Linked DNA regions of Homo sapiens: region 1 is linked to region 2. A link is an interaction called in ENCODE POLR2A ChIA-PET data of the cell type or tissue named here. Cell type or tissue: Panc1. All regions are shown on one strand. Each heading gives the region's core, and the rest is flanking DNA. Links, peaks and the distances in the headings are about the cores only.

Region 1 (10,256 bases), core at 2,795-5,294, 120 kb before region 2:
AGGGAGAAACCACAGACGTTTATCAGCCTTCTCACACAATTTTAGCTAACCAGAATACTAAATTAACGAACGTACCTCATTTCTTGGGCAGTTAATGAAGGTTAATGTGACATACTGCCTCTGGCTCTGGAAGTAAAAAGGGGTGTTACTGCCTCATATTATAGCTGGGGAAAAAAAAGTGTTAATAATCTTTCTCATCAGCAGTAAAGAATTGAGCTTTTAATACCCAGATATATTTTAGTAAAAGGCTAGTATATCATCTGTAAGTGGAGTTCAAGAGCAGTGTTAGATAACTAGGGCATTTCAAGAGCCTGCTTACACCACAGACCAAAAAAAAAAAAAAAAAAAAGAACAAGAGAAAAAAAAAATACAGCCAAAGCTGAATTTATTCCAAGAGAAAAGAAAAATGTGAATTTATGTTGGCAATATTTTCATTTATATCACTTTAGATCAACTCTAATAATCTTTAAATAGTAAGAAGAAAACTTGGATCTCACAAATAAGTGATTTTGAGTAAAGGGGGTAAATGTGTGAGCAAGGTCATTGTTTGATTCAATGATGTTCACACAAATGCATTATGTGGACCTGCTAATCTAAGACAGTGTGGTAGGCATTGTCTAGGGCCCTTAAAGAGCTTACAATACACTTACCCAGGAAGACACTTCCCTTCCTTTTACAGAGGGAAGCTATTGCATTTGATGAGAGCAAAAAATAGCAGGGGAGGCAGGGTAGGTGCAGTGGCTCACTCCTGTAATCCCAGCACTGTGGAAGGCCAAGGTGGGTGGATTGCTTGAGCCCAGGAGTTCGAGACCAGCCTGGGCAACATGGCAAAACCCCATCTCTACCAAAGAAAGTACAAAAATTAGCTGGGTGTTTTGGTGTGCACCTGTAGTACTAGCTACTCAGGAGGCTGAGGTGGGAGAACCACTTACGCCTAGGAGGTAGAGGTTGCAGTGAGCCATGATCATGCCACTGCCATCCAGCCTGGGCAACAGAGCAAGACACTGTCTCAAAAAAAAAAAAAAAAAAAAAGAAGGGTATGCTCTCTTGACAGGGAGCCAACCCACCTTAGAGATCTTACCATAGCAGAAATGGCTTGCATGATGTGAATATTCAGTGAATGTGACTCTTCAATCCTTTAAGTGAATAAGAATGCTATGCTTTATCTGTGCAATCCTGGGAAATATTAATGATGTGCTGATAGTGTCAAGAAAGGCAGGGTCTATAGGTTTATTTAGCAGAGTTGCTAGAGGACTTAAAACTGCATGTCATGGTTTCTAACCTCTTCAAAATGGATGCTGAATTAAGATGAGCCCTTCCCAAAGCAGACTGACAAAGTGACTAATTGCTGGCTGCTGGCAGAGGACTGATTTCCCCTCTCTCTGCTGTCCAGCGTTATTACCCTCGTCCATTTTACAGGGACCAAATGGCAAGTTTAAGGTGGAAGAACTGTGTTTGTTCACCTGTGAGTGGTTTGACCTTAGACTTTGCAGAGCACTGTCAGGAAGTCGGTTTTTCCATGCTCTTTACAGTAAACAAAGACAGTGTGGCTGGGCTCCAAATGTTACAGAAGGTCAGGGACCAAACTGCCTCAAAGACAAAGACTGCTTCCAGAAATTGAAACACAAAATAGATGTGAGCGCCATCAACATTCCACACTGTGCTCCTGTTCATTCTCAGTGTTTGCTTCAAACAATGTGACACATACCCAGCGTAGATGCATAATAGAAATAGAATCATAAAACCCCAGGTGCTGGAAAGCACCTTAAAGGTCATCTGGTCCAACTGCAAATCTAAATTGTGAATGCTGCCCTTTAAAACCTCCTCCATGTAATCATCCAGGCTCAAGGGGAACACCTCTGGTGACTATAAACGCAGTGCCCTGGGAGACAGACAAGCCATTCCATCTTTTGAATGCAACAGCCTCAGTATTTAAAACCCTGAGCTAAGGCCGGGCGCGGTGGCTCATGCCTGAAATCCCAGCACTTTGGGAGGCCAAGACGAGCAGATCACCTGAGGTCAGGAGTTTGAGACCAGCCTGGCCAACATGGTAAAACCCTGTCGCTACTAAAAATACAAAAATTAGCCAGGCGTGCTGGCATGCGCCTGTAATTCCAGCTATTCAAGAGGCCGAGGCATGAGAATCACTTGAACCCAGGAGGCGGAGGTTGCAGTGAGCCAAGATCACGCTACTGCACTCCAGCCTGGGTGACAGAGTGGGACTCTGTCTCAAAAAAAAAAAAAGAAAAGAAAAGAAAAGAAAAACCTCTGAGCCAAAATGTCCTATTCTATGACAGTAGGAGCCTCACTGGAGCTTCTGTTTATTAGCCCTTGATTTGGGAGCTCAATCTAGTGTGACTTCCCCATGATGGTTCCTCAGTTACTGGAGGGCATCTATCATCCCCCATCCAGATTTTCCTTCTCTACACAAAATATCTGCAACTTCTTTAGACATTACTCTGTGACTTCAAGTCTATTCAACATTCAATTTCTGAGCCTAGGAATACATTCCAGTTGATCGGTAGTGCTTTGAATGATGTGTCACACAAAACATAACACAAGGTCCCATCATGTGGCTACACAAAGCAAAATAGTCCTATTACTTCCATCATTCAAACTGATCACATTTCATTTAGTGCAGACTAACCTGCACTTGCTTTCCTAGTGGGTACCTCATGTTGGTGACTCTTACTGGGCTCACCTGTGCCTTTATTCATACAGTTTCACCTAAATCACATTTCTACCATCTTCAGACAATGTCTTTGTGCATTAATTTGACTGGTTTTGTTTTGTTATTGGTTTTGGTTACCACATCTGATCAGATTTTAGGTATATTTTAAAACATTTTTAAGCCAGGCATAGTGGCTCATGTCTGTAAGCCCAGCACTTTGGGAGGCCGGGGGCAGATAACTTGAGCTCAGGAGTTTGACACTAGCCTTAGCAACATGCTGAAACCCCGTCTCTACAAAAACACAAAAATTAGCCAGGCATGGTGGTGTGTGCCTGTGGTCCCAGCTATTCAGGAGGCTGAGGTGGGAGGATCACCTGAGTGTGGGAGGATCACTTGAGCCTGGGAGGCGGAGGTTGCAGAGAGCCATGATTGCACCACTGCACTCCAGGCTAGGTGACAGAGTGAGACCCTGTCTCAAAGAAAAAAAAAAATTGTTTTAAAGGAAAGAAGTAGTAGTAAGTTATTCTTGAAGGAGTCATAGATAAACCTGTAAATACACATATCTATCCATGGTAAGATATGAGACTTATGAGAGCAGAAGTTCTTAGAAGGCATTGAGTACACCTTCTGTTTTTCATCTATCACAACAGCACTGCATAGAATAAAATAACTCTGATTACATAAAATACCCTGGCCTAGTAGGAAAAATACTGGACTAGAAGTCAAAAGCTGTGGGATCTGGTATCTATATTGCTATGGACTATATGTTTATCTGTTATATAATTATAGAAAGGTCATTTTATCTTTTTCCAAGCTATAGTTTCCTTCATTGTAAAGTGAGAATCTCAATACACACCCTGCGCTGTACCGCATTCTAATAGTTTATATTTCTGTGGAATTCTAATGAAATTTGTAAATCTATTCTTTAATACAATGAAATAAATTGTATATTAGCCAGTGGTTAAGCCCCGGCTAAAATTTTCTATAGACTTTCATTAACATTAGATAAGTTTTACATTAAATTTTGTCTTAAGTGAGTGAATGGCATATTCACAAATCAGAAAGTTCTTGTGTCCAGAGTTTTTTTTTTAATATGCCAATTAGGGAAATTAGATAAGTCTGACTGGGGGTCCTGGAATCTTTACCCTCTGATAAAATAACAGTTTTGAATAGGTGAACCAATTACTGAGATTCTTGGGGTAAGGAATAAATGTCATAACGTGATATCATCACTTTCCTATAATCCAAATGTCTTCTTAAAATGTCTTTAATTAACTATACAGAGAGAACCTTTAGGTTGAAAAGATCTAGTTTCTTTCACATTTTTAAACTAGAGCCATGACAACAGAGTGCCTTGATGTCAATCAGCAGTTCCCACAATGGGAATACTATTCACATTCTGGGTGAGGGGGGAGGGAATGATGGCATATGGGCATAACAAGAGAACACCAGCTCATCTTAAAATCTTGCAATACAGTAAAATTAACTCCATGATCAGATTCTAAGACACATCCAACCCTCATAACATTAACTTCACAGAGTACAATAGTTGGTCTTTTTACTAAGTATATTACTAGACTATGCAGTTTTTCTCTTAGATCAAAAGAAATAAAATAAAAATTGGAACAGTGGGCTTCATTTTCTCAAAATCTGGGCCCAGTTTTGGCCCAGCCTTTCTCTGTGCATGTTCCTTCACCATCCTGACCTCAGCGCCATCTTCTGTAAAATAGAAGAGGTCTCTGAGTGTCTAGGCTCTCTGCCCATATGTCAGAAAGGAGGCATGTTTTTTGGCTTTTGAAGATCCCCTGCTTTCAACAAGTAAGCTATCCAAGCAGCGTATGATCCTGGAGATCCACAAGTCATATTGTATCTTAGTTTCTCTCATTCTTAAAAGCTTCATGGCAAAGACCCTAGTGCAACAATATTGTCTCAGTCTCAAATCCCTTTCTGGGCATCAGGCAGAGGGCTCTCAAGCCAAGACCCTGGGCTTCAGTAGCAGTGGGAATGCAGCACTTCAATGAGCCTGAAAAAAAAAGCCACAGCTATATGATGCACACATAGTACAGACATAGTGATGTGGAGATGGACTGGTGCCTTTTGATGTTTGCAAAATATACCTAGGTAGCAAATTGTTACATAATTAAGTGCCCAATGGCATTTGATATGAACAAAAGTTGTAAACATTAGCTTATTGTAACCAATAAAATAGAGATTCTAAAATGCAATTAGCACAAATGACCACATCTCCATTCAAGTAGCAAGGCAGACTTTTAGAGGAAACCTTAAAATAATTAAAGTGGCCACGTTCAGGATGCCAAATGCATACAGATATATCACTGGCTGCTAAAGCAGTAAAGCTTTCTCAGGCAAAGAGGAGGCACGCTTATGCCCAAGGTTAGATTGAGTGTCTTATTGAAGTACAGCACCCCCTCCGCCCCCACTGCATTTGATGGCCTTTTCTGCAGGTTCCTCCAAGATCAGTGCTATAGTATTATGGTGTCTATAGGATGTAGGTATATGGAAGGGAGGAAAAGGACGGCAGAACTGGAAAGAAAAGATGTTCATTTTTTACTCCATTAGACTCAATGCATGCTTTATGTAGAATTCATCCCATAAGGTCAAAAATCTAATTAGGCTTTATTTTAAAAGCTCTGAAACATGCAATAAATCACATGTGATTTTTTTCATATGAGCTGTGACTCAATGATTGAATTTATGTTCATGAAAATAGTTCAGCTTACATTAAACACTGGTTCCTGATACTCCCTTTCCCAAAACACACAAACACACACACACTCACTCACTCACAGTTTATATATAAATAGATATGTGTATGTTTTATTGAGATTATAAAGTTATAAAGTATATCTAACTGTACAAGTATGCAAAATTATACATATAGAAGATAGTATCTGCATAGATAACTTATCTTAATAGAGTTGGCTTAATTTTTGATACTCTGTATTCAAGGACAAAGATTTGTTATTACTGAGGATACTGAAAAGAATCTCTTTTTTCAGAATCTAAGGAAAATTTAAAAATAATTATTCAAATATGTTGATGTAGTGACATAAATGTAGCACCTCTTCATATGACTTCTTTGAAAGGAGAAACTTTTGTTTATACGAGTATACTAAAAAGGCCAAAATGATCTTAATACTTTTAGGTTACTGAGGCTGCAAAAAGACGTATTGATCAGTAAGCGGATTATCAGGTGTAGTTAAATGTAAAGTGTAAAACCCTGGGAAAAGAGTAAATCTACTAATACTGGACAATTAGTACTACATGTTAGGTACTGCTCTGAGCACTTCGCATTTACTGAGTTAGGCACTATTTCAATCTCCATTTTATAGATGAGAAAAGTGCAGCAACAGAGAAGTTCAATAACCACGAAGGCCACACAGCTAACACATGGGAGAGCCAGGCTGCATATTCAGGTAGTGAGGCTCCACAATTCTTGCCCCAGAGTCCATTACTCTGCCTTGTATCTCTTCCTTCTTTTTCTCTTCTCCCACCTGACCCCTAACACCCAAAACCATATCAAAGGCAGATCCCTCTCTTGAATCTGCTCAGGCCTCATAGTTAGTGTCCATGATACAGAACCAGGCTTTCTAAAGGAGTTTTAGAAACATTTTATCTAATTGTTATAACAACTCTGCCAGTGTGCTGTTATTCTCCTTTGACAGATGAAGAAACTGAAACCCACAGAGATGAAGTAACATCCTCAAGATCAAAAGGTAACAAACGATTGAGGCAGGATTTGGATATTGCTCTACATGACGGGAAAGCCTGTGCTCTTGGAATTACAGTCATAGTACAACAGATCAAGTTCAAAGCATCATCTAAGTCAAGGAAAACCAGTAAAGAGGTTTGGAGAGACAAACAGGGTCAACTCCAGGCATTTGGGTCAGCAGAAACGGCACGATTGAGCAGCACTGTGACTATAGGATCATGGATCAGAGGCTGCTTCCTCTTTGGTTCTGGGCATCAGCCTCATGTCCACTCAAAGTAAGTGGCCCCTCTGATTGGAATCGGAGGTGCCTGGGTCATCTCACAGAGCCAAACAAATACAATTAGCTATTGCAAAGCCTTTTGGGAATTATTCCCAGTGTAAATAAACACATAACCATATAGCAAGAGCCTTGATAAAGTCCAAAAACATGCAAACTTGGAGTATCTAAGAGAAAAGACCACAATGTAAATGAAAAACCAAATAAACTCGGGCAAACCATAGGATAGGGCCCTGTCTGTGATGGCCTGCATATGATGAGCCATAGAAAAAGGATGGTGAATTCTGGATAATAAGAAATGTCAATGAGATGCAAGAACCACCTGTTTTATGTAAAGCTCCAAATAACCAGATCACAGTGGACAGCCACTCAAATAATGCCTTCATAATACAGAGTATTATTGAGAATAACTCAGTTCACAGAGAGCTTAAGGCAGCCAATATTTGATAGCCTGTCAGAAAAAAACAGAACAGTAATTATAGAAAAGAATCATATCCTCGGAAAAACAAAAATTAATCAAACTAAGTTTGTAAAGTCTATCTTACAGACACATTGTCTGGACTGGTCCTCTCAAAAATACTGTTTTTTTTTAATGCCAATTTGTTTAGTTAATGATTTTTGTCTTATTACTTCAAAACTGGAAATATCCTATGACTCATAATATCTTACAACCTTTCTACTTTCTTAAAGAATCTCAAGTTTATAATCACAGGGGATCGGATTATTTTTCAAAAATTAAATGGTGATGTAATGATTTCTGTGTCTATTGTAGAAAAGTCAACCTTATTACAGCTGCAACAATGGCATTAAGAAATATGAGTAATTCCAATCAACTTGAGATAATGTCTAATCAAACACAAATACAACTGGTAAATTTCATTAAATAGCATGGAGATTAAATTAAAACACTATTATGTAATAAAAACCTTTAGTGGTACTAAAATTTTAGAATAGTTCAGATATACAGAAAAATTTCAAAGATACACAGAGTTCCCATTTTTTTCCTATTACTAACCTCTCATATTTGTCACAACTAATGAATATTCAATAGAGTATTATTAACTAAAGCCTATACATTTATTTAGATTTCCTTAGTTTTTAGCTAACATTCTTTTTCTTTGTTCCAGGATCCCATCCGGGCCACCACATTGAATTTATTTGTCATTTTAGGTACCTCTTGGCTGTGAGTTTCTTAGACTTTCCTTGTTTTTGGTGACCCTGACAGTTTGAGGGAGTACTAGTCAGTCAGTTATTTTTGCAGAATGCCCTAAATTTGAGTTTGGCTGATGTTTTTCTTAGGGTTTGACTGGGGTTATGGGTTTTGGGGAGGAAGACCACAGAGGTGAAGTACCATTCTCACCAAATTATATTAAAGGTACATACCATCAGCATGCCTTATACTATTGATGTGAACTTTGATTGCCTGGCTGTGGTAGTGTTTGTCATGTTTCTTCACTGTAAAGTTACTCTTCTCATCACCCACTTTTCTGTACTGTACTCTTTGGAAGAAAGTCACTATATGCATCCCAAATTTAAGGAGTGGGAAGTTATGCTCCACCCATTTGTAAGCAGAAAATCTACATAATTTGTTTGGCATTCTTCTGCATAGGAAAATCATCTCACTCTCCCAGTTATTTATTTATTTGATCTTTTTTTATATCAGTATGGACTCATGGGTATTTCTTTTATACTTTGGGTTATAATCCAATACTAACACAATAAAGAAATTTTTAATGGAGATGCATTCAAATTCGTTGCTAAAATGGGCCTGACACCTCTTGACCTTGGCTAAACAGAGATTCTGGATGGAGCAAAGCACTGTGACGTCATGTGGACTTTGAAGGTTAAGAAACTACGGATCATCAGGACATATTTGCTCTTCCATCTCACAGAGAAAATGGGGATATACCTCCTCATTCCAGGAAACTTTCTTCCTATATTTCTAATATATCCAGGATAAAATTCAATATATATAGTCAGTAGCTTCAAAGTTAAGCATAATTTGTTTACTAGAATTCTTAAGGCAGATGTTGGATCATTAACTCATTCTCTTAGAAATAACTTTGGTGCTTATAAGTAGGCATCACATAATCTGATACACTGATATTATATATATAATCGTGAAAAACATATCAGATTATATGATATCACATAATCTGATATATGTGATATATAATCAGATTATGTGGTATCATATAATCTGATATATAAATGTTTTTCATAATTATACATATATTTCAAGTATAATTGTGAAAAACATTTGCCAGTTTAAAGTTTAATATGTAGACAGAATAATGCCTGGAGGTATAGGGATATAATTGGGAATTAGAGTAATAAAATAAATATTTTAAGTACTTACTACATATTACTCATTAACACAAAAGTAACTTTACGTATAAAATGCATGACAAGACTCCATTATAAAGAAGTGTCTGAAAGCTATAGGGCAGAAAGGTATAGAACACAGTATAGACTAGAAGGAGATAAAGACAATCAGAAGATTTTATTCATTCATTTATTCAACAAAAATTTACAGAGTACCTCCAATTATCAGCAGCTGTGCTGAAGATTAGGTATATTACCTACACAGTTACAAATTTTGCTTTCATGTAGTCTGCAGGAAGAGAGACATTAATCAAAGAATGGCACTATTGACACTTGTGCAGGAAAGGGTTACGTCAACAGGCCTGGGCTGCTCAAACCTTGCGTATTCCCAGAGTCTCAAGACTGGTCTTGGCCTGGCTCCTGGGAAGATTACTTCTGAGCCCTTGGCTGAGATAGGAGTTTATGCCAACAGTGTGATTTATGGCAAACACCTGTTTTTGTATGCCTGAGGCTTTGGATCATGCTGTACCAATTTGATCTGAGGCCTGAAGACTGGTAGCTAAGGTGCTGCATGCCTACATGACTGACCTCCAGTAAAAACCCTGGACACATGCCTCAAGTGAGTTTCGTTGGTTGGCAACACTTTACATATGTTGTCACACGTTGTTGCTGAGAAAATTAAGTGTACTCCATGTAATGGCACTGGGAGAGGACAACTGGAAGCTGGTGCTTAATTTCTCCTCTACTCCACGCTATCCACCTTTTCACTTCGCTGAGTTTTTTCTGTATCCTTTCAATGTAATAAACTTTAACCATGAGTATAACAGCTTTTTTGGGTCCTGTGAGTCTTTCCAGCAAATCACTGAGCCTGAGAATTATCTTGGGGATCCCCAACACAATACTACAATTAAAAAATGAGGTACATATTCTAAAGAAGAAGAATATAGTTTGTGGGAGTTTATAACATAGTAACCTGAAGTAGACTAGGAGGTCAAGAAAGTCTTCCCCGAAAAAGAGAGGTTTGAGCTGTGATAATGGATGCATAAGACATTGCTTATAAAGGTGGAGAGAGCTTTCCAGCATGATGAATTGCATGTACAAATCCTCTGGTCAGGGAGAGTAAAGTGTGTGTGAGCAGCTGAAAGTGACATGCACAGCTGGAGTGGAGAGAACAGCAGGAGGTGGGATGGGAGATGTGTGGGACAGTCCTCAGAGGCTGGGCTTGGCAAACCATGTGAAGGATTTTGGTC
Region 2 (10,256 bases), core at 2,594-5,093:
AACACAATGTGGGAAGGGTTTGAGTCAAGTATAAACAGAGTGCTAAGGAAGAACAGAGGGAAGATGTAATTGATTCTGTATGGAAAAGAGGAGGGGGAGGGGCTTAGGAAAGTCTCAGAGAATTTGACACTTAAACAAGACCTTGCAAAATGTACAATATTTCACCCAATATAGAGCAAGGGGAAGGGGCATTTTAGATAAATAAATGGCAGCCCACATCTCAAGGCATGTCTACATATGTCCGAGTTAAGTGTCACACAACGCAGACAGCCCGGAAGGGCCTGGATTGCAAGGTCTTTGTGAGGAAGGAGGCATCACAGGACGAGATTTTTGAAAAGAGACTTGGTATTTTCTACAACTCAATAAAAGAGAAGGAGGCAAGTGTACAGGAAGAGAAGCAGCAGGAACAGGAGGTAGCCCTGGCCCCTGGGCCTGAGACAGACCTTGGGGAAACCGACAGCATTGCTAAGGCCAGTTCTGTAGGTAGAGGTGAGGAAGACAAAGAGGCAGAGAAGCAGGAAGGCATAGTGCACTGAACCATGACTCAGAAATGGTCAAGAGTGGGACTTCCAGGAGAAGTAGCAGGCCCAACCTAGATGGACAGTGTAGTACACAGAATAATGGCCACCAATATATCAGGTCCTAATCTCTGGGACCTGTAAATGTTACCTTCTATGCAAAGACTTTGCAGATGTGATGAAATTAAAGATCTTGAGATGGGGGGATTATTTTGAATTATCTAGTTGGGCCTTAAATGTCATTACATGTATGCTTCTAAGAGGGAAGCAGAGGCAGATTTGACTACAGATGGAAGACAGGAAGGCAATGTGGCCGTGGAGGGGGCAGATATTGGAGTGATGAGGCCACAAGCCAAGGGATGTCAGCAGTTTCCAGAAGCTGGAAGAGAGAAGGAACAGATTCTCCCCCAGAGCCTCTGGCAGGAGCTCAGCCCTGTCAAAACCTAAATGTCTGTTGTTTTAAGGTGCCAAGTTTGTGGTAATTTGCTACAGCAGCCAGAGGAAATTAATACACACAGTGAACAAAGAGTCACCCCCAGCTGTTCTTAGATGCCACCATCACCAGTCTTGATAAGAATCATTCAGACCAAGGGCAGTGACTCACGCCTATAATCCCAGCACTTTGGGAGGCCAAGGTGGGAGGGTAGCTTGAGGCCAGGAGTTTGAGACCACCTTGGGCAGCAAAGCGAGACCTCATCTCAACAAAAAATAAAAATTAGCCAGGTATGGTGGTACACGCCTATAGTCCCAGCTACTTAGGAGGCTGAAGGAGGAGGACTGTTGGAGCCCAGGAGTTCCAGCCTGCAGTGAGCTATGATTTTACCACTGTGCTCCAGCCTGGGCAACAGAACAAGACCCCATCTTAAAAAAAAAAAAAAAAGAAGAAGAATTCAGATGGAAGGCACTCCAACTCTCAAGAATAAATTGAAGTCTAAGCTGCCACGTTAGAGGAAGACAAGATTATTAACCTTAGTAACTAGTCAAAATTTAGGAACAGAAACCCAGGTATAATCCTAGACTAGGTTAATACAAGGTGGCTGGAAGAACTATAAATAGAAGCCACCAAATGACAACATGTTGGGGAAGGAAAGTGGGTCTGAATAGTAGTGGGAACAACAGGAAAGACACAGCAACCCAGAGGTCATTACTGGGCCACCAAATTTCTGGTAGGATAGTCATTTTAATTTTAAGTGCCCATTGGATAGGGGAAGAGATGAGGGGAGAATGGAAAACGTTTACATGTACTATGTCTCAATCAGCACTGATTCAGAAACTGGACCAGAACTAGACCACCAAATCAAAGACATCAGGGAATACAGGTGTGGGAAGATTATGGCAAAGAGAAAGATGGGGCATGAAATGCTGAAAATCTTGAAATACACTCTTCAGTCAATAACAAAAGTAACATAAGGAGATCCACCTGAGAAGGGTGGGAGCAGTAGGGACTGTCCATGATAGACTAGATAGCCCAGTAAGAAGGTGACTGAACCAGCCAGGGCCGGAGATGGTCAGGGCCAAATAGGAGAATGGGGAAATGGGGGTGAATTAGAGAAATATTTGGAAGGCATGGCAAACTGCTTGAATAGGGAATGAGTGACTGGGGAGCAGGGGACAGCAGAGAAATGAGAACAACGATCTTTGAAGCACAAAACTCAAAGGAAAAAGTGTTAAAACAGACAGAATGAGTTTGTCTCTGGCTCTATTGAGTTTTGTGTGTGGGTGGGTCATGCCAGGAGTGACACGTAGAGAGCATTGGGATCTGAAACCAGAAGAATGTCATAAATGTTTGAACGTTTGAAAAAGTTATCTGTACTGTACTCTTTCATCTTTTTTCTGATTCATCACTATGAAAGGACCCAATGAAGGTTCCTACAATTTTGATATCCTAAAAACAAAATGTTTGAACTATACTCATATTACCTACTTACAAGAAAAACCTCACATCTCCAGCACTTTAAAGTAAATGCATTAAAATTTTTCTAAGAGGGACAAAAAATTCTTACCATTAGCCACTTCCTTCTTCTGTCTGTTTGTTTTGAGGACATCTGGTGAAACAGACAATGGAGAACAGCCATCCATGGGTCGGGGGGAATTGAGAAGGATGTTCAGTAGTAACCCAGGGATGACTTGGTGACGGAAAAGAAGGCACACATTTTAAATCTGCAGAGGACATCAAATTAGATGTGGTTGAGCAGTAAATGCAGATCCTATAAAGAGGAAAAAAAGACCAATATGTTCACTGATATGAACTACCTGGGTAAAAAGGATAAGGAAAAAAAAATTAATGAAGATACAGGTTTATCTGGGGAAGAAAATGTATGTTAATCAGATGTGAAAATGACTCATTTTTGCTTACAGCTATAGATTCTATATCCCCTTTTACCAAAGAGCTTAGGTGTAGAGTGGTGCCCTACTGGAGAATGCAGGCAGCTCCCCGCTCTTGCCTGCGATTTTTCACGGCTGGTACTAGCTGAAACATGGAAATGGCTTAGAGGGAGCAGCGTGTGACATTCTGGATTAGATAGTTGGTACGCATGACAATGTGGGAAGGCAGCACAGTGTAATTCAATGATGCAAAGGATGATGATATAATCCCCATCCTTAAGCAATTGTGTGTGTTAAGATAAATAAGGTTCTTGGCCCAATAACAAAGACCATGGCAATGCAGAGGTGACCAGAAAACAGCACCTTTATCCTAGTCAGCTGTTGCATTTAAAAACAAATATATTCACAGTGAGGAAATAAAAGACCTAGGAAAATATGTAAATAAACAAGTAAACATATGCGCAAATAGAAGCCTTATTTTTTATGACCTATTATTGGAAACACATTTTGGTTGTCTCCAATTAAACTTTGAAACTCATGAGAAGTCCTGACCACATACTGCTATTCTGGAATAGAGGACAGCATCATCAAAAACCCCAAATGTGCCCAGCAATGAAAGACACTGCCTTACATTTGCACAGTCCTTCTATGAATGCTGCCTCATATGCCATCTCATTGGATCCCAAGTAGAGCAGTGTATGTGTTGACTTCCCCAAGTTTTGGGAGAGGATTACTCCACATTCTCTTATTTAGTACCTACTATGGTATATAAATCATACTGAGGGACACAGAAACCTAATATTAATAATACCTGCCCTTAGGGAGTTATCAAAATGGACAGGTAACATGTGTTCACCCAAGGCAAGAAATGAGAGATAAAGAAAGTGCAGGTTCTGAGTCTCCTAGTGAAGAGGTATAGATGAAGGAGAACAGGAAGACTTGAGCTGAAGCTTGAAGGATGGCAGAGAGATACCTGAGTGGAAACAGAGTGAAGGAGATTCTAAAGCATTCAAATAAAGGAAGAATGGGCCTGGTGTGATGGTAGTTTTGACACTAAACACAAAAAGGAAATTCCTGCTGCAGAGTAGAAGATGCTGAGAACAAATTAGGAGCAGGGCCAAATGAAGACAAACTGATGGAGGAATCTGGGCTTTCCTCAGAACCACTGTAAGTTTTGAATCAGGAGTGAAAGATAAAATATAGGCTTTAGAAGGTTAGTCAGAAAGCTACCAAGGGAATATGGGACTAAATAACCATATCATACAGACTGGTTAGGAGGCTGTTATGCTAACATAGGCATGAAGCCATGAGTTCTTGACCAGGGAGATGGTTGGGAGAAAGAGTACTACTGAAGAATTTAAAAGGTTTCAATGACTGTGGGGATAAGGAGGATAAAGGAGAGGAAAAAGTGAAGAATAGCTAGGGATTACACCTCACTAAGCAGAAGAATAAGAATATATCACCAGTGAGCCATTGAGGAGGAAGGAGGAAGAACCAGTTTGGGGATTCTCTTTTGAAGACACCTCAATTTGAGGTGAGGATGGTATTATAACCCAGATGAGATACCTTCTGGAGGGGTCAGAGCAAATGTGAGCAGTCCAGAGTGAAGATGGATTAGAAGTCATTATGGATGGGAGTTGAAGTCATATAGGTTTAGAGAAACTATTTAGAGAAAGAATTCAGGGGCTAAGGGCTGAGAAGATTGTGGAATTTCTCAAACACACATCACAGCTTTTGATTTTAGTGGCAAACCATCAGGAAAAATTCTAAACCAAAGAACTTGGAAATACTTCAGAGACAAGATCGGACTTATACGGGGGCCATAGTTCTCAAAACATTCCAAAGACAAACATCTAACAAGCAAAAGTCATCCTAAAATATCAAACTGCCAATTTCATGGTCAGTAATGACATTAAATAGAGTTCTGTTGAATTTGACTCTATAAATAAATTATGGTTCACTAATAACCTGATTTTAATCACTTAACACCATGACAAAAAAAAATCCAATGTCACCAACATGTATGTAGGGTCTGATATTTTTAGCCCTCCACTGACAACCATAAAAAACAACACTGACATACACGTGTATGGTTTCCTAGAACGCTAAATACTATAAGCTTCTGTGTCAAAGAGCCACTCAAGGTTTTGAGTAAACCCGATATTCTCTTTGGTTGTTTTCAAGCTTCTGGTAGAGAACATGAAGCTAGAAGGTTTCCAAGGCTGCATAAACAGAGTGTTCAGGAGCTTGGCATTGACTCAGGGGAGGGGAGGAATAACATGGCTTCTGCATACATATGAAAACACATAACAGTCAAATCCTATCTTCCAGTTGAAGATGTTCCAGTGAACATATTAGAAACAAAGATTTACACCTCCCTTCTGGCTCATTTTCTCTCCCTCTTCCAAAACCCGCCAAAAGTGAGAAGCCACTTTTTCAAACAATACAATCTAAAAACAATAGCTAACATTTATTTGTTACTAATTTATTTAGCAACGATGGCTAACACTTATTTAATACTTATTATGTACCTGGTACTGTTCTAAGCTCTTCACAAAGAACTTATGCAGCAGGTACTATTATTATTCACTGCATTTTACTTAAGGAGAAACCAAGGCACAGAGAGACAAAGTCACCCAAGGTTGCAGCCTTAGTGTACAGTGGAGCCAGGACCAGAATCCAAGCAGCCTGATTCCAGTGTCTCACACTCAATTCCCCTCCTAGCTATACTGTTTCTCAGGCCCGTGCTCCAACATGCCACCTGTTAAAAAAAAAAAAGTAAACAATTGTTCAAAGATAGTAAACACTGTCAATGACATAAGTGTTTCTGATTATTTCAAAAATCTCCAAGAGGACCAGACACAAACAAGTCCAAAGAGAGTAGCAACATGTATATACACAGAAAACTTTCTGAGAATAGTTTAAATAAAAAAGATTCCACTTGGCTATGAAGAAACCTTTCACCATTTTAGGGTGACCAAAAGAAAAATGAAATGAGCTGTATTAAAAAAAAGTTGGAAGCATCTGCTCCTGAACAACTTTTCTTTTTAAGCGATTCTCCTGAAAGACTCATGTTTATCTATCTTAGAATTTGAACCAAATACAGATTTGCTTTTATTATGATCACTTCAGGATTTTGTACTTACTATCCTAATTTTTCTCTCATTTTCTGTAATTTTAGTCTAAATCTGGGTTGAAAAGAATTACACAGGGATTTGGCACTTAATCCTTGGTAAGCATGACAACTTTCATTAAAAACTTATGTTTCAGCTGGGTGTGGTGGCTCACACCTGCTATCTGAGAACTTTGGGAGGCTGAGACAGAAGGATAGCTTAAGCCCAGGAGTTTGAGACCACGCTGGGTAGCAAGGGGAGACTCCATCTCCACAATAAATAAATTAACCAGGCATGGTAGTGTGTGCCTGTAGCTCCAACTACTCAAGAGGCTGGGGTAGGAGGATTGCTTGAGCCCAAGAGACCAAGGCTACAGTGAGCCAGGATTGCACCAATGTACTCCAGGCTGAATGACAGAACGAGAGCCTGCCTGTCTGTCTCTCTCTCTCTCTCTCACACACACACACACAAACACACGACCCTGACGTTCGACCTGTGTTTGCGAAGAACAGATTTTAATTGAAGACCTTCACAACTAAGAATCCAGTTAATTGTATTATTGATTCTCCTAATATTTCTCTAGATCCAGTGTTCTTATTTGTCTAATTTTATCTATAAGGTGGCATATTTATTTGCCACCTTATTTCAAAACGTAGAGTTAAAGAAAATGCTCCTAAACATAGCAATTGAAAGGCAGAGAAAAAAGCAATCAAGGATTTTTTGAAGATACGATACTTTCCACATGATTCTCATTCAAATATGGGTAGAGGAAGATACAATTTTTGGAGTCAATCTCCCATGATCCTGTGATGATCCAGAGGCTGACAACACAGAACACAAATACCAGGTCTGTCCAAAGGGTTCTACCAGGCCAAATTGTCAGAGAGGGGTTTTAGGAGCAGGGTGCTAGAAACAGCAATAAAACCTTTATCAACAGCTGCCAGAGGGGCTGAACCTCACCTCAACCCAAACACGTGTGTATCGCTACAATAGCTCCTAGTGAATCCTTCGTTCAATGCCACGATGGTGTGGAGAGCGTTGCATGAAATGGGTGGCCACATTGCTCTCTCCCCAGCCACACACCTCTAACAGTGCTAATGCCCAAAAGCAATTACCATCCAGGTGGGGCAGCATCCTAATATAGACAGATACCTAAGATGAACAAGCAAAAAAAAAAAATTTTTTTTTTTTTAAAGGCAGAGTCTTGCTCTGTCATCAGGCTGGAGTGCAATGGCGCAATCTCGGCTCACTGCAACCTCCGACTCCCGGGTTCAAGTGATTCTCCTGCCTCAGCCTTGCGAATAGCTGGGATTACAGGCACGCACCACCACGCCTAGCTAATTTTTGTATTTTTAGTAGAGACAGGGTTTCACCATGTTGGCCAGGGTGGTCTCGATCTCCTGACCTCGTGATCTGGCCGCCTCAGCCTCCCGAAGTGCCGGGATTATAGGCGTGAGCCACCGCGCCTGGCCACTGCAAAGAGGCTTTCAAACTCAGCGTCAGTGAGCACAATAAGAGCCAGAAGCTCAGCATTCAAAACAACAACAAAACAAACTTTGAAATTAGTTCCCATCAGTAGCTTTAGGAAGGCATGAAATTTTAGGACTTCTCTGTACTTTTAAAATCTTAGCTACTTAGATCAGCAGACCCAAACTTTTTGGCACCAGGGACCAGTTTCATGAAAGACAATTTTTCCACGGATGGCGGTGGGGGTCAGGGGGTGCTTTTGGAATGAAACTGTTCCACCTCAGATCATCAGGCATTAGTTAGATTATCATAAGAAGCGCGCAACCTAGATCCCTGGCATGTGCAGTTCACAATAGGGTTGGTGCTCTATGAGAAATTAATGCCGCCTTTGATCAGACAGGAGGCGGAGCTCTGGCAGTAATGCTCGCCCACCCCTCATCTCCTGCTGTGCGTCCCGGTTCCTAACAGGCCACAGACTGGTACAGGTCCATGGCCCAGGGGTTGGGGACCCCTGGCCTAGATCTATGCCTGCAGGAATAAAAAAAGCTGCAGGCAGATTTAAGCAACATAAAACTTTCCTTAAATCATACTTCCGGCCAGGCGCAGCGGCTCATGCCTGTAATCCCAGCACTTTGGGAGGCCGAGATGGGCGGATCATTTGGGGTCAGAAGTTCAAAACCAGCCTGGCCACCATGGTGAGACCCCGTCTCTACTTAAAATACAAAAATTAGCCGGGCGTGGTGGTGGGCGCCTGTAATCCCAGATACTTGGGAGGCTGAGGCAGGGGAATCGCTTGAGCTCAGGAGGCGGAGGCTGCAGTGAGCTGAGATCGCATCACTGCACTCCAGCCTGGGAGACTTCGTCTCAAAAAATAATAACAATAATAATCATACTTTCTTCTTATCGTTCTCTTCTTCCAAAATGTTTCTTAATGCTTCATCCTACATGGAGCAATGGAAGCCAGTGCTTTTCAAACAGCATTACACAGAAAACTAGCATGCAGGGTAGCTGTTCGTGAGTATTCTGGGAAGCAGTCTGTGTTCAAAGTGTGAGAGACGTGGCATGCTATGATTCTACCTCCTTGGGAATGCATAGTATGTATTAGCAAATTCAAGACTGTGAGAAGTCCATGTACACTTTGTGGACTATGATGTTGCCTACACTCATGTGATCACAGAATGCATTTTCACAAATCACTTCGTGGGTTAACTGGGCTACAGAGAATACAGTTTAGGAAATGCTGCTCTACACCCCTGTGCTTACCATTCAAGACTTAACAATCTGACCCTGGCCGGGCGCGGTGGCTCACGCCTGTAATCCCAGCACTTTGGGAGGCCGAGGCAGGTGGATCAGGAGGTCAGGAGATCAAGACCATCCTGGCTAACATGGTGAAACCCCCGCCTCTACTAAAAATACAAAAAAAATTAGCTGACCGTGGTGGCGGGCACCTGTAGTCCCAGCTACTCAGGAGGCTGGGGCAGAAGAATGGCATGAACCCAGGAGGTGGAGCTTGCAGTGAGCTGAGATCGCACCACTGCACTCCAGCCTGGGCAACAGAGCAAGACTCCGTCTCAAAAAAAAAAAAAAAAAAAAATCTGACCCCAGTTATCCTTAACCATATTCAACAACAAACATTCATGATTCTGATGTGTACTGCAGATCTTACATACCATTTCATACCATTTTTCCCTAGAGAAAACCCCTGCTCTGGTCAAGTTCATCTCCTTCCCATGTCCTAAACAGATATTGATTCCAATGTTCTGTTCACACATTCCCCATGCTAGAATTTCTACCTTCAATCATTTTGTTCAACTTAATCCTTCAACACTTGAGATAAAATCCCACCTCCTATGAGACTCTGCGACATAATGCCTTCTTTCTTTCCCTGGAATAAGCCACCCCAAACACAATGGTACTTGCTTGGGATTCACCTGCCCCTCTAGTATTATAAGTCCATATTTGCCGTACGTATGTCTGGTCCCTCAGCTACCCAAGGACTGGCTGAGAGCAGGCTCTAAGCTCTTAGCTTCTTCCTACAATATCTAATACATGGTATTTTCCTCCAATACAGCAGATACTCCATACCTAAGTGCTGGTGGATTAGGAAACGCGTGGTATTTCATATATTGCTTTCATCATTAAATAACCGACGGACACTGGAATAACTCAAAACACTTAAGAAGTAGGCACTTTTTTTTTTTTGAGATGGAGTTTCGCTCTTGTTGCCCAGGCTGGAGTGCAATGGCGTGATCTCGGCTCACCGCAACCTCCACATCCCGGGTTAAGCGATTCTCCTGCCTCAGTCTCCCGAGTAGCTGGGATTACAGGTGTCCGCCACCACGCCCAGCTAATTTTTTTGTATTTTTAGTTGAGACGAGGTTTCACCATGTTGGCCAGGCTGGTCTCGAATTCCAACCTCAGGTGATCTGCCCGCCTCGGCCTCCCAAAGTGTGAGCCACCACACCCGGCCAGAACATTTTTATTCTCTGGAAAATAGTGTGGTCTGGTGTAAAAAGCATCTGAAGAATACAATTAACTTAGATCTCTAAATTGAAATCTCAAAAATCCCTTAAGAATGACTTAATGTACATGGATATAGTAGGCCACATGCTCAGACCTTTAAAAAAGCATTGAAATTTCCACACCGTCTGCAAGCACAGGGTTCATTCCTTACTGACTACTCTGTATGTCAGATATCACAACTTCAGATATATTTATGTATTAAATATTTTGTAATAGTTTACACACTAGGCTTATTTTATTCCCTCTCCAGGATATCCACATGGACCTCTGCCTTTTAGAAAGCCTCAGATGACACTTGCCTACAAGATAG

The links. Peaks named below come from ENCODE experiments on the same cell type or tissue, not always from the same donor. Only the 100,000 strongest peaks of a DNase experiment are listed, where the experiment ranks them.
Region 1: POLR2A ChIA-PET joins it to region 2 with 5 read pairs; 3 of 35 experiments call an interaction of 5 or more read pairs at or near these places.

Annotation. Positions count from the first base shown.
Region 1 is chr6:22,132,771-22,143,026 of GRCh38, reverse strand. All of the region lies in intron 9 of CASC15 (cancer susceptibility 15), which reads right to left. NBAT1 (neuroblastoma associated transcript 1) reads left to right here. Exons shown (of 3, transcript NR_034143.1): 3 at 6,358-8,425. Among named protein-coding and RNA genes, the nearest start is that of NBAT1, 9.3 kb to the left of the region's middle. In Panc1, for the core only: no CTCF peak of the experiment used is centred there; no DNase peak of the experiment used is centred there; H3K27ac peaks cover 2,474 bases.
Region 2 is chr6:22,012,808-22,023,063 of GRCh38, reverse strand. CASC15 (cancer susceptibility 15) reads right to left here. Exons shown (of 12, transcript NR_015410.2): 7 at 2,522-2,725. Among named protein-coding and RNA genes, the nearest start is that of NBAT1, 130 kb to the left of the region's middle. In Panc1, for the core only: no CTCF peak of the experiment used is centred there; no DNase peak of the experiment used is centred there.